2 separate regions of the Mus musculus genome follow, and region 1 is linked to region 2. A link is a contact called in ENCODE POLR2A ChIA-PET data. All regions are on one chromosome and are shown on one strand. Each heading gives the region's core, a stretch centred on a gene start or an enhancer-like site at or near the end of the contact. The rest is flanking DNA. Distances are from core to core; before and after follow the strand shown.

Region 1 (6,558 bases), core at 3,671-6,170, 92 kb before region 2:
CTTCCAGAGGACCTGGGCTCCCCGCATCTACATGGCACATCATCACCATGTGTAGCTCCAGTCCCAGGGGATGAATGTCCCTTTGTGAGCCCTTTGAGCACCTGGCTCACAAGCAGTGCATAGAGATACATGCAGGGGAAACACTCATACACGCGACAAAAATGGGAAAGAGCCACACTTTCATGGATTTCCTTACAGGTTCATCTTAACTTCCCACGCTGGTGATTTCCTTTGTATGCATTCCTGTATGTATTAGTTAGGGTTTTTACTGCTGTGAACAGACACCATGACCAAGGCAAGTCTTTTTTTTTTTAATATTTATTTATTTGTTATATGTAAATACACTGTAGCTGTCTTCAGACACTCCAGAAGAGGGAGTCAGATCTCATTACAGATGGTTGTAAGCCACCATGTGGTTGCTGGGATTTGAACTCTGGACCTTTGGAAGAGCAGCCGGGTGCTCTTACCCACTGAGCCATCTCACCAGCCCAAGGCAAGTCTTATATAAAAAAAAAACCAACATTTACTTGGGACTGGCTTACAGGCTCAGAGGTTCAGTCCATTATCACCAAGGTGGGAGCATGGCATTATCCAGGCAGGCATGGCGCAGGCAGAGCTGAGAGTTCTATGTCTTCATCCAAAGGCTGCTAGTGGAAGACTGACTTCCAGGCAACTAGGGTGAGGATCTTATGCCCACACCCACAGTGACACACCCATTCCAACCAGGTCACACCTATTCCAACAAGGCCACACCTCCAGATGATCCCACTCCCTGGTCCAAGGATATACAAACCATCACACTGTATATGAGTAGAAGTGAAACTAGCAGGTAGTGGAAGTTGCATGTTGTCGTCTAGAAACTCTGCTTAGTTTGTGTGCTTGCTTGAAAGCACTGACCTTGTTAACGCTGGGCATGTCTACTGATGGTGAAACAGTGACGTGGGCCAGATACTGCATAGCACATTTTCCTTTCCCCAGGACTTTGTATATGCTATGCAAGTGCTCTACTACTGAGATCTAAAGCTCTATCTCTAACTTATGTCTTCTTTGTGCTTGTGTATGCATGCCTGTGTACGCGTGTGTGTTTGGAACATACACACACATGCTCGTTCATCCATGGAGGTGCTCACAGAGGCTAGAAGCTGATGTTAGGATTGTCTTCCTCAATCAAGCTGCATCTTGTTTTTTGAGGCAGGGTTTCTCGCTGAACTGGACCTTGCTTTTTCAGCCATCCTGGCAGGCCAGCTGTTCTCCAGGCTCTTCTTGTCTCTTCCTAAAGAATTCCACATTGGAGTTAGAGCCCTCTCATTGCTCATTTCATCTGTAAACCGGACACAACCTTAGAGGCAGCTGGGAAGAGGGACCTCAACTGATAAGGTGCTCAGATCAGACTACCATGCTGTGGCCATGTCTGCAAGGCATTCTCTTAATTTCTAATCACCGGAGCTGTGTAAGAATGGTGCTGAAGCTGTCTGTGGTGGCGTACGTCTTTCCCAGCACTCTGGAAGCAGAGGCAAGTTCATGTCTATGAACTCAAGGCCACCCTGGTCTACAATGTCAGTTCCAGGCTGTCCCAGGCCATGGAGTGAGACAAAAGTAAAAAGAAATAATTAAAAAATGGTCGCTGATTAAGTCAGAGGGAGTGCACTGGATCATCAACTAAGAAAATGCCCCCCAGAAGATCGGGCTGTAGTGTATTTTCTTAATCAGTGATTGATGGGGAGAGTCCAGCCCATTGTGGGTGGGGCCATCCCTGGGCTGGTGATCCTGGATTCTATAAGAAAGCAGGCAGAGTAAACCAGGAGGAGCAAGCCAGTAAGCAGCACCCTCCATGGCCTCTGCATCAGCTCCTGCCTCCAGGTTCCTGCCCTGATTTGAGTTCCTGTTCTTTAATGGTGAGCAGTGATATGGAAGTCTCTCCTTCCCAACTTGCTCCTGGTGCATGCTTTGTCACAGCAACAGCCAGGGTGCAAGCCAGGAAGCAGCCTTAGGTGCCTGCCTTGGCTTCCCTCCACCATGGACTGCAACCTGCAAGGAAATGAATCCTTTCGTCTCCAAGTTGCTTTCAGTCGTCATGTTTGTCACAGCAACAGAAAAGGAACTGGTATAGCCTGGTACTGCCTGGCTTTGCATGGATGCTGGGGCTCTGAACTTGGATCCTCTGGCTTGCACAGCTTGCAAGCACATTCCCTCCCCCACCTCCCCCCCACCCCAGACCCCTGGCCATCTCACCAGATTCCATATCAATGTTTTTAATGCCTACAGTCTATATCCCTGTATGGATATTTATATGTGTGTTTGGCTTTTAAATACAGAACAATTGAGTTTCATGTGTCTCAGGCTGTTCTCTGAACAGACAATGTAGCCCAGGATGGTCTTGAACTCCTGATCTTCCTCTTTCCACACTCAGGTCCTGAGATCACAGGCCCGCAACACCATGCTTGCTCAGCCTTGTATTTGGGAAGCATTCCTGTGAAGGGCATTGTTGAGTTATAAGCAGTGGCTTAAAAAACATGGGTGCAGCTCCGGGCGTGGTGGCGCAGGCCTTTAATTCCAGCACTTGGGAGGCAGAGGCAGGCAGATTTCTGAGTTCGAGGCCAGCCTGGTCTACAAAGTGAGTTCTAGGACAGTCTCAAAAAAAACCAAACAAACCAAAAAACCCATGGATGCATTCAGTTAAATCATTCTCCTGGAGGGCTGCTCTCTTCCCACACACGAGAGAGGCTGTATAGAACCGCGTGACTCTATATGGAACATACGTTAAAATAAAAATGTCAACTCTACCAATTTTTCATACCACGCTAAATTCGGAGCACAAAACAAGATGCTCATGCCAGCTGTACTTATCTGCATTGAGAGCTACTATGGATTATTTTCAACAGCACTGCACTGACAATCAAAGCAGGGACATTACCAGAGGACAAAGACGTTAACCTTTAAAAAACAATTGTATGTTTATGTGTGGTATATTCATGTGTACATGTTCATGTGCATGCATATATGGAGGCCAGAGGATGGTATCAGTTTTTCTTTACTGCTCATCACCCTATTTCTTTAAACTTGTGTGTGTATTTGTGTGTATGTATGTATATATATATATATATATATATATGTGTGTGTGTGTGTGTGTGTGTGTGAGGGTATGAGTGTATATGTGTATATGTATGTATGTGTGAGGGTGTGTGTGTGTGAGGGTGTGTATGTGTCTGTGTGAGGGTATGTGTGTATTTGTATATGTATATGTGTATGTGTGAGGATGTGTGTATGTGTGTGTGCCCACAGAGGCCAGAAGGTGTTGGATCCCCTGGAGCTGGAGTTACAGATAGTTTTGAGCTGCTAGACATGGTGCTGAAAACCAAACTCAGGTCCTCTGAAAACAAGTGCTCTCAACCACTGAGCCTTCTCCACCATATATATGCATATGTATGTATGTGTGTGTGTGTGTGTGTGTGTGTGTTTGAGACAGGGCTCCTCATCGATCCTGGAGCTCTCTGATTAGGTAAGACTGGCTGGCCAACAAGCCCCAAGGATTCTCCAGTTTCTGTCCCTTGCAGGTTCTAGTATAACATGCACAGTTGTAGCCAATGGCTTTTGTGTGGGTTTCTGGGGATTTGAATTCAGGTCCTTAGGCTTGAGCAACAAGTAAACTTACTCCCAAGTCCCAGCATCGATTTTTGAATCTTAACTTCATCATCTAGGGTAGCTTTGGAGGTGGGTGGGTGGGTTCCAGGTGGTCACAAGGAAAAAAAAAACCTTTGGTTTGAAACCAACTGGAAAGTTAGTCTCAAAACCCAAGAATTTCCTTTAGATTAGATTCTCTCTGGCATTTCCCATTTTGCTATGGTCTGTGATGGATCAAAGCAAGTTTGCTCTACTCGAGTCAGGACTTGTAGATAAATTTGTTTTTGTTCTGAAACAGGGTATCATTTAAGTCAGCCTGGCCTCAAACTCACTATGTACTTGAACACCTGGTCCTCTCATTTCTACCTCTCAAGTGCTCAAATTTAAAAATTAGAAGCATATAAACCACTACGATGGGTGATTTTTTTAAAAGATAGTTATTTTATATATATACGTATCACTTATACATATACATGTACATATATATATATATATATATATATATATATATATATATATATATATATGCATCACTTCTAAAATTAGGTCCCTTAGATGGCTGGATTTTCGAAATTAAAACACAAAGAAGAGGTTGGAGAGACGGTTCAGTAGTCAACAGCATTTGCTGCTCTTGCAGAGGACCTAGTCCAATTCTCATCAGTTATCAGTCCTCTGTAACTCCAGTCCCAGGGGATCTGATGCCCTCTTCTGGCCTCCATAGGCAACAGACACACATATGAAGGCAGAGTTGATATACCAACATCCATAAAATACTGCTTCTACTTTCCCGGTCTCCCCGCTCCCTCCCCCGCGCACCATGTATCTTCCCCTCGGTTTATTTACTTTGCCCTTGCCCCAACATCAGTTTTCACTCTCTCTGGTCTTCTTTCTGGTTTGTTAGGCTTTACCCACACTTACTCCCACGTATATCCATTACAGGTTAGGATATCTGCATTTGAGCGAGAAACACGCGGTCTTTGTCTTTCCGAGTGTGGGTCCCCTTGCTTATTATACTTTCCAGAGAAAAGTTTGCAGGTGTGAGATCTGAGCGTTTATGATGCCTACAGGGATAATATGGGAAGAACAGAGAACCAGACACAACCCACAGGGTCAAGGAGAAAGGTCCTTCCTACACAGGCAGCGCCGCACCACGCCGCGCCAGCACACCCCTGCTTGTCCTGCCCACTCGGGGCACACCCGCAGTGGATCAGCCAATCATTTCCTTTAGAGAAAAAAGGGGCGGGACAGCGAGAGCCCGCCCCCCTACAGAAACTTCCTGGTCACTGGGGCGGGACTTCCGTTGGCTCTTGTGTTACTTCCGGCTTGGGGGGAGGCTCTAGTGGCCGGCAGCGTCTGGGGACCGGCAGAGCGAGGTTACTATCCACGCTCCGAACGGCAATGCTGGGGGGCAGCTCCGTGGACGGCGAGCGCGACACGGACGACGACGCGGCGGGGGCGGTGGCCGCGCCTCCTGCCATCGACTTCCCCGCAGAGGTGTCGGACCCCAAGTATGATGGTGAGACAGGGATGGCTCGCGCAGTCCCACGGTTCGCTGTTCATATGAGTTCCTGCGCGCCAGTGGTCCCCGGTGGTCACCTAAGATCCTAGGCCGCCTCGGGGCTCGAACTCGGGCCCAGAGCTGTAGGGCACCGGGAGGTGGCGGGCAGGCTGTCAAGGGTTAGGTAAATATTTACTACAAGAGCGTCTACGCTCTACCCGTTTGTGGGCATTTGTATTTCTTGACTTCTGTTTTGCGCCACTTCCCCGAGGCCGCTTTTCGCTTCTTGTTTTTCTTCGCTGAGTGTAATCTTTGTTCACTGCTAGAATGAGATTAGATAAGTAAAGATTAGATAAGTAATGATTTCTTTTAGCGAGGTAGTACACGAACGCTCCAGTTTTCTTGAGGCTTTTGATACATGTAAATCAAATTGTGTAACGTAAGGCGCGTCGTCTTCAAAACATCGATTCTTATGTAGGTTAACGTTCTGGTATTTTACAGAAAGTGCAGTTGGTTGGTACCAGTTGCTTGAGCCGTTTTAAAACTGAAATTGTGCTCTCGATAGTGAATACACCGAGTCGTGGTGCACTCTTGTAACCCAGACGTATGGAAAGTGGAGGCAGGAGGATCGGGACTTGAAGGGCAAGCCTGAGCTTCATGTTGAGTTCCAGGGCAGTTTGAAGTACATACGACTCTATCTCGAACTAACAAAAAAGGATAATGACGGTGGAGCAGTGACAGAGAATGTTTTAGGATGAGTGAGATCCTGGGTTTATCTTCCAGCCCCCAAAACATACATCCAAGGAGGTTTTAGCTGTATACACAGAATGCTTATAAGGTTACAGTAAAGCTAGAAATGAGTATGTTGTAGTGGAGTTAGGAGTGTACACTAAATTCAGGGTTTTTTTTTTTTCTTCTCCATTTTCATTTTTAAATCCTGCCTGTAATAATTGACCACAATGAGAAATAAAAGTTGTTCATCGTGGTGACTCAGTAGGCTGTATAGAGGCTGGTTGTAAGATAACTTTTAAATGAATATGCAGATTTTCCCCACACGGCAAGTGGCATGTTACTGTAGCCCGTGAGCCGAGCAAGTGTGTGTCCTAGGAGAGGGCCCAGCTGTAAACATGCAGGTCCATCTCTTCTGTGACGCCGTGATAAGAGTGTCTGCACACCAAAGATTATTCCGGAAGGGAGTGAGCGAGGACAAACTTTCGAACTTCTGCCCTCTTCCTGTTAATACGGCTCTGCTTCCGTGGTGATGCCTCTTCTAAAGAGATGACGAGTATTCACCCACAGCTGATTCTTTGCCTTTAAACATAGAAAGGTCTGTGGAACGTTCAGTATCACTTTTAATGGGTGTAAGGCCAAGAGTTAGGTGATGTCTTACAGGTGGTCTGAATGCTTTGAAGAGATCATACTGCCAGTTCACGGTGGAG
Region 2 (7,356 bases), core at 1,537-4,036:
TTTACTATCAGTAACAGGCTAGTTAAAAATACTTGGTTTAAGTCATGTATACTTATAATTCCAACATTTGGGAGGTTGTGGCAAGAGGATCAAGAGTTTACTGCCTCAGCTGTTGCATAGCAAGTTCCAGGCCAGCATGGGCTACATGAGACAGTCTCAACCACACACCTTCAAAGACTATGTCTGAATGAGCAGACAAAAGATGGGAGGAGGACAATAGAAAATAATTTGTTTAAGAAAGGGGAGAAAGGACCTCAAGGTTTTAAAAATTATTTTTATGTGTATAGGTGTTTTGCCTGCATGTCTGTCTGTGCGTGTGTGTACCACTGTGCCTGGAGGAGAGCAGAGAGCATAGGATATCCTGGTAGCAGGATTACAGTCAGTTGTAAGTCTCTCTATGGGTTCTGAAAACCAAATCCAGGCTCCCTGCAAGAGCAGAAAGGTGTTAAGCAGTGAGCCATGTCTTTCAGCCTGGAACTCAGGCTTTGAAGCACCCTCCAGTTTGGAAGCCTCTCCCTGGAGCAAGTGATCAAGTCTGAGCACTGCTTTAAGGCAGCACTGGCATTCTCCTATCTTGGTCATCTGGAGCAGTCACTACTGAGAGAGTAACTCCACAGAGAGCCAACAGCTCATCCTTTGTACCAACGCATCCTCTTTGCCAAGTACAGTCTGGCATGCATTAAGAAACCAATCACAGTTGCTATAGGCTTTATTTCGTTTTTCTACATTTATTATGTGTGCACATGTGACTGGAGGTCAGGGGACAGCACAGGGGCATTGAGTCTTTCCTTCCATGTAGATTCCAGGGGTCAAACTCAGATGCTCACTTATGGGGCCAAGACGGCGTCTAGCTGACGGACCACTGATCCATGTCTGCTCTTGTTTTCATAGTTCCGCAGCTGGACAACTGTTAATACCACCAGGTTCTGAATTAACCACTTCTCTCCCAGTGTAGGCAAAATCAGGGATGACAAGGATCAGGAGATGCCCACAGCGGCATCTCTTTACGTATTTATCCAAAATGCCCCATTTTCTATCTGCTGGAAATCTGGGCTGCGATAGATAATCAGTAGAAAACTGAAAGGGGTGGGGAAGAACGTAAAAGGAAGAGCGCGACAACTCCTAAGGTTGGAGGGTAAAGTTTATTGTAGATAAAAGGGAGAGCAGAGGCAGGGACAGCTGGAGAGTCCGGAGTGAACGTGGCCAGCCTGAGCTGGGACGTTGGCATAGCCAAACGGCTTAGTTATGTAGCAGCCAGAGGAGCTAGGGAGAGGGAAGCCCTGCTCAGTTCTGGGCTGGAGATTTCAGGGTAGGGGATGGGGTAAACCAACCAGGAGGCCCTGTCACTGGTAGAGACTGAGGGGTGCTGGGTGGACCTGAGGGCCAGTGTCTGCTTTGATATGTTAAAGGGCACCTCAGTTAGCCATTTGAGACCTAACAAATTTTAGTCTTTAGAAAACGAGATGGTGGGAGGCAGAGGCAGGTGAATTTCTGAGTTTGAGGCCAGCCTGGTCTACAGAGTGAGTTCCAGGACAGCCAGGGCTACACAGAGAAACCCTGTCTCGAAAAACCAAAATAAAAAAAAAAAAGAAAGAAAGAAAATGAGATCAAACAATAGTGATAAGCATGGTAAGATAATTGTTCTGAGTTAGGCAGGCACACACTTCTAACCCCAGCACTTGGAAGCTCTTTCTCCACTGGTGGAGAAAGGGCTCAAGATTATCTTTGGCTGTAAGAATCCCAGGACAGCCTGGGCTACAAAGGCACTGTTTCTGCCCCACACTCCCATGGCCAGGAAACACGAAAAAGGACCTCAACTTACTTAGAAACTGGAGACATCCAAATTAAAACTACATTAGGATGTCTCCATTATCCTGCTGGTAACAGCTTAAACCTGTATAACCGCTTTGAAAAAGAACTTAAAAAGTGGAAGGCAAACCTGCCCACTGGGCCAGGAATTCCATTCCTATACAGGCTATTTATGTTAGCTAGTCTATAAATTCCAGCGCCCATGAGTGAGGACCGGGCAGATAAATAAGCGGGGTGTGGCCAGGAACAAGATCACTCACTATCGTTATAACAAAATCTTGTACAGTATGCCAGACAACAGAACACATACTATGTTTCCAGACCATCAAGATTATATAGCTTAAAGATAGCCTCCACAACCTAACCGCGAAAAAAACAACACATAACTACAGTAAAAGTCGGGACCTCTTGTGGAAAAGTTAAACTGGGAAGGATGGGGCACTAAACCCGTCAACCTGGGTTATGGTAACCCTGGGATCGCTCTGAAAATTCCTCCGAATGAGCATTTTTCGTGTTGTTCACTTTTCTGTGCGCCTGGAGATCGTGACAGGAACCCACAGCAGCACTCATCTAGGAGGATTTTGTCGGACCCGGCCGCAGAAGGGACCGGGACCCTAGGCAGACACAGCGCCGGCGCGCTAGACTGGACGAGGGATAGGGCAGGGTGCGGCGCGGCACGAACGGCGCCTGCGCACCAGGCAGGGGCCGCACGCTCCTACCTGCACGTGGCCCGCGTCGGTGGCGGGGCTGGTGGTCTTGCTGTGCACGTTGGGGAGCCGGTACATGCAGGTTGGAAGCTCTACATGCAGAGGTGCGCTGCCTCCATGATAGGGCTTTACCTGGTACATCGGCATGGTGGGAACCCAAGGAAGGTAGCGGGCGAGGGACAGGAACGCTCAGAAGCCACCCAAGGCCACCTCAGACAGCAGCCGCCTTCTTTCTGACTCTGCTGCTGGCGTTCCGGAAAATGAAGTCCCCGAGCTTTCATTGGCCGGGCTGGTCTAACGTCACCAACTTGACCTTTGAGTTGGCCAATCACCGGTAAAGAGGTCTTGGCATGCCTTCGCTAGCCCGCCCGGAAGGGGCGGATCATATGTCAAAAGCAACCAATGGGTGTTCCAGGAGACGCGTCTTTTCCCGAGAGCGGCAGCGCCAACTCTCCCGCGGTGACTGTGACTGGAGGAGTCCTGCATCCATGGAGCAAACCGAAGGCGTGAGGTGAGCTGGACTTGTGGTCTCCGGGCGCATTCTATAGAGTTCCCGGTATCCCGGTCTCTTGAAAGGACCGGAAGTGGCTGAGGCGCGAGGCGGGCAAGCTCGCGGACTGGACCGGGTCCTCTGTGAGGAAGCTATTTCCTCGGCATCCTCCCGCCACAGGCCGTGCACTTGAAACCCAGCACGAAAATCAGTCGCCGTAGACAAAATTCGTTTCCGCTGTTTGTTTATTTATTGAGTCTTTATTCTTGAAGACTTGGGGAGGGAGGCTTAAAGGCTCACGCTGATCTTGCAGTCAATAGGGTTTTTAACTTTTATTATATTGAGGTGCTTCTGTGCGTTTGGTGTAGTGTTCACAGGCGGCATCATAGCAGTGAAGCACATCTTCGAAGGCCAGCACAGTTACATTCGGTGACAGATTTGTAAATGCAAATTTGCTGTCTGTATTTTAACCTTGTGATTTCCCCAGAGATCCTTTGCAGTTAGAACGAGTGCAAGTGTTTGTTTTGGTTTTTTGAGGTAGTGCTTTGAACTCGGGATCCTCCTACTTCAAACACCCGAGTGCTGTGATAACCAGCGAGGTTCTGTGCAAGGTAGATTGAAGAGAAAAGAGGTTGGTTGGTTTATTTCACCAGGGTTTTTGGAAGTCTACTATATGTCAGACCATATGGAAAATACCCTAAAATTGTTACTGCAAGGATGCACCTATGTTCTGTTATACTTTTATGGGGCATTTCATAGCCGGGAAACTATTTTTATGGTGACTAAACCGTAGGGGAATTAGTGATAGTAGATTGGGACCTTGTCGTTGCTAGACTTCAAACTTCATATGATAGGCAATGAGCACCACTAAAAATTTAAACCTAAAGATTTTTTTCGACTGGATTTGTAATTGTAAAAAGAAATTGGTGGGAATCAAGCCACACCTATAATCCGAGCAGGAACAGGCTCAGCAGGAGTTCATAGTTACCTTTAACGACATAGGGAGTTTGAGGGCGCTCTGGGCTACCTTGGAACCTGTGTCAGAGTGAACAAAACTGGTGGTAGCAATCAGGGTAAACTGGAGACAAAAAGGCGATTACCCTAGGCCAGCCAGGACAGAAAGAGACTTAACCCGTTCGCTGAGTGTGGTCGTGAGGTGGGACTATCATTTGGAGGCTGAGAATGAACTCTTGTCTCAAACATGAGCTCTGAGGACTTTCATCAGAGCAGTGTAGGCAGCATGGATTTGGGTACAGGTTTCAAAAGCAATTATGAGAATAGTTACATAGTTGGAAGATGATTTTTGTCAACCAGTATTTCCCACCAAACTTTGACTTTTTAAGAATTGTGAGCCAGGCGTGGTGGTACAAGCCTTTAATCCCAGCACTCGGTAGGCAGAGGCAGGCCGATTTCTGAGTTCGAGGCCAGCCTGGTCTACAGAGTGAGTCCAGGACAGCCAGGGCTATACAGAGAAACCCTGTCTCAAAAAACCAAAAAAAAAAAAAAGTGTAAAAAAAAAACCAAAAAAACTAATGTTGAAAAGTTATTCAACTTTTCAAGAATGAAGAACTCTGTGTTGTAAAAGAACTCTGTGTTATTGATCTGTCCCTTGAGGGTTACAACAGGTCTCCTCCATATAGATGCATGGATAATTAGATTTTTCAGTTTCAATTTTAAATACATATTAAACGAGTGTTAAAAGATTGGCGAGCATTCATATCTGCAAGTGAAATGAGTGTGTTCATATAATGAGTGGGTTAGGCTAACTAGTTACAGATCAGCCACTTACCAAGATTGAAGTATCTGCTCTGTCTAAGTATCGATTTTGTGTTTTGTGACTGGTTTGTTTCGTTTTGTTTTAGTACAGAATGTGCTAAGGCCATCAAGCCTATTGATGGGAAGTCAGTCCATCAAATTTGTTCTGGGCAGGTGGTACTCAGTTTAAGCACCGCTGTGAAGGAGTTGATAGAAAATAGTGTAGATGCTGGTGCTACTACTATTGGTAAGTTTGGGAAACTTCTTTTTTATAAAGATTAATTTATTCATTTTATATATGTGAGTACACTGTAGCTGTCTTCAGACACATCAGAAGAGGGAAGGCATCTGATCCCATTACAGACGGTTGTGAGCCACCATGTGGTTGCTGGGAATTGAACTCAGGACCTCTGGAAGAGTAGTCAGTGCTCTTAACCGCTGAGCCATGTCTCCAGCCCATGGTTTGGAAGAGTTTTAAGCAACAAGAAGTAATCATTTATGCTATTTATATCAGAAACGTTACTGGATTATTAGAAAACAAATACTGCTATACCTATTATTTTGATGTTAACAGTTGTGTGAAAGACTTTCCCAGGGGAAGCACAATACACACAACTCCCTACTGAGAGGGGGCTTCTTGACAGACCGAAAACGTAACGTACCACACTCTAATTTGGTGAATTAATGTGTTTGCATTGACAATGCTGACAGAAGTATGGATGAGGGATTATTTACGGGATCAATAGTAATTCAAAAGCAGCTGTATTACCAAACCGCCCACACCAGCTTGAGTGATGATCCCTGAGGCAGCTTTTAAGAAACTCAGCAGTTTAGTCTCATCTTTCCTGGACTTGTGACATTTATTTACCTCTGGAGTCTCACAAGCCCTCTTGCTCCTGGAGGGAATTTTTCAAATCACGGAAAACTGTTACAACAATGTTGTGCCAGCTATTTAGCTATGGAATAAGAATTTAATTACATTGTGTGTAGGCATTGTGCTAAGAATTGTACAAGGAATGCCTTATTTAGTATGTGGACTATTATGATTTGGAAGTCACTATCTCTGTCATACAGAAGAGAAAACAGAGGTACCAGGAATTTAGTTAAACTGAGGCTTTTATAAAGCTCAGAAAATATGATCCAGGAACTGATTGCAGAGCCTGTTCTTATATTCTTGGTTGTGAGCCTAGCTTTGCTGAACCATTGTTCCAGCCCGAGCCTGTTCTTAATGACTATGTTAAAAGTATTTCTTTTGAAATAGTAATAATAACAATGATGATAATAATAAACCAACTATTTAATCTGATCTTACAAGGAGGACTTTCGAAAATAAAGCATTCAGGGCTAGGGTTGTGGCTCCATTGTACAGTGCTTGCCTAGCAGGGCTAGGGTTGTGGCTCCACTGTAGAGTGCTTGCGTAGCATTTACGGTATTCTGGGCTTCAGTGCTGCACACAGCCATTAGAATGACGGTAGTACCTTTAGTAAGAGTGTAGGCATGTCTGCTAAGTTTGCATTCTATGTTACAGATATTGTCAGCATGTTACCATGGCTTAATCATTAAGAAATAAATATATTGAATTTTTTAGATCTAAGGCTTAAAGACTATGGGGTGGACCTCATTGAAGTTTCAGACAATGGATGTGGGGTAGAAGAAGAAAACTTTGAAGGTCTAGGTAAGATAAATGTTCCTAATCGTAAAGTAGTCATTTCCACGTGTCTCAGATGTTTGAGTAACACTGTCTTACACCACGTACTGTGATAGATATCACTGAAGACATTTTGGGCCTTTCTACTCTCTTTCAGCTCTGAAACATCACACATCTAAGATTCAAGAGTTTGCCGACCTCACGCAGGTTGAAACTTTTGGCTTTCGGGGGGAAGCTCTGAGCTCTCTGTGTGCACTAAGGTGATGCATTATTCTCATTGGCTGCCACATGTAACAACTCCTGCAGATCGAGAAGCATGATGAGAGCCCTCGTGGTTTATGCTTTACTACTGAAGTATCTTGACTCCGAGCTTTAATTCTCTTTTATCTCATTGCCAACCTAAGGAGATTACTGAAATGTGAGAAATAGAGGAATGGAATGAAGCAAATCATGTTGTACAAAAGTCACCGCCTGTCTCAAAGCACTTCGTAACCTTGAGGGATCACACAGGCCAGGGTTGTAGCTCAGCTGCAGACTGCTTGCCTACAATACATGGGGCAGCCAGTAGCACTGCAAAAATAAGTAACGATAAAGTAATACATACATGATACATTGTGAGTACCATTAGTTTCAGTCCTTCAGTTTTTAGGGAAAGATTTAATGAAAGCCCTATTTTAATTATGATGAAGCTATATGTTTTATATTTTTGAATTATGTCTTTGAAGTCTTTGTACCAGTTCCATTAGTAACAAAACTGAGAAATAAAGCTTTGAGAATAGAATTTGGGATGCTTTGTTGTTTTGCAACTCAACCTAAAAAAAATGAAATCTTTAAAAAAAAAAACAAAGCATTTATAAAACTGTCTCACCATCTTTTAGGGGTTAAACTTATTATGGTGATTCCTTACTCAGTGCAAACTTTAATTGTCCGAGAATATCACCATTTCA

Evidence for each region. ChIA-PET counts read pairs that join two places held with the same protein, here RNA polymerase II (POLR2A).
Region 1: POLR2A ChIA-PET joins it to region 2 with 16 read pairs in Patski. The contact joins the promoter of Eif2ak1 here to the promoter of Aimp2 in region 2. POLR2A ChIA-PET finds 5 or more read pairs at or near these places in 3 of 5 experiments (Patski and embryonic stem cell).

The regions. Positions count from the first base shown.
Region 1 is chr5:143,812,872-143,819,429 of GRCm38, forward strand. Eif2ak1 (eukaryotic translation initiation factor 2 alpha kinase 1) reads left to right here and starts at 4,921. Exons shown (of 15, transcript NM_013557.2): 1 at 4,921-5,137. The coding sequence starts at 5,020.
Region 2 is chr5:143,907,053-143,914,408 of GRCm38, forward strand. Aimp2 (aminoacyl tRNA synthetase complex-interacting multifunctional protein 2) reads right to left here and starts at 2,787. Exons shown (of 4, transcript NM_001172146.1): 1 at 2,529-2,787. The coding sequence starts at 2,663. Pms2 (PMS1 homolog2, mismatch repair system component) reads left to right here and starts at 2,949. Exons shown (of 15, transcript NM_008886.2): 1 at 2,949-3,027; 2 at 4,869-5,008; 3 at 6,350-6,436; 4 at 6,567-6,669. The coding sequence starts at 3,005.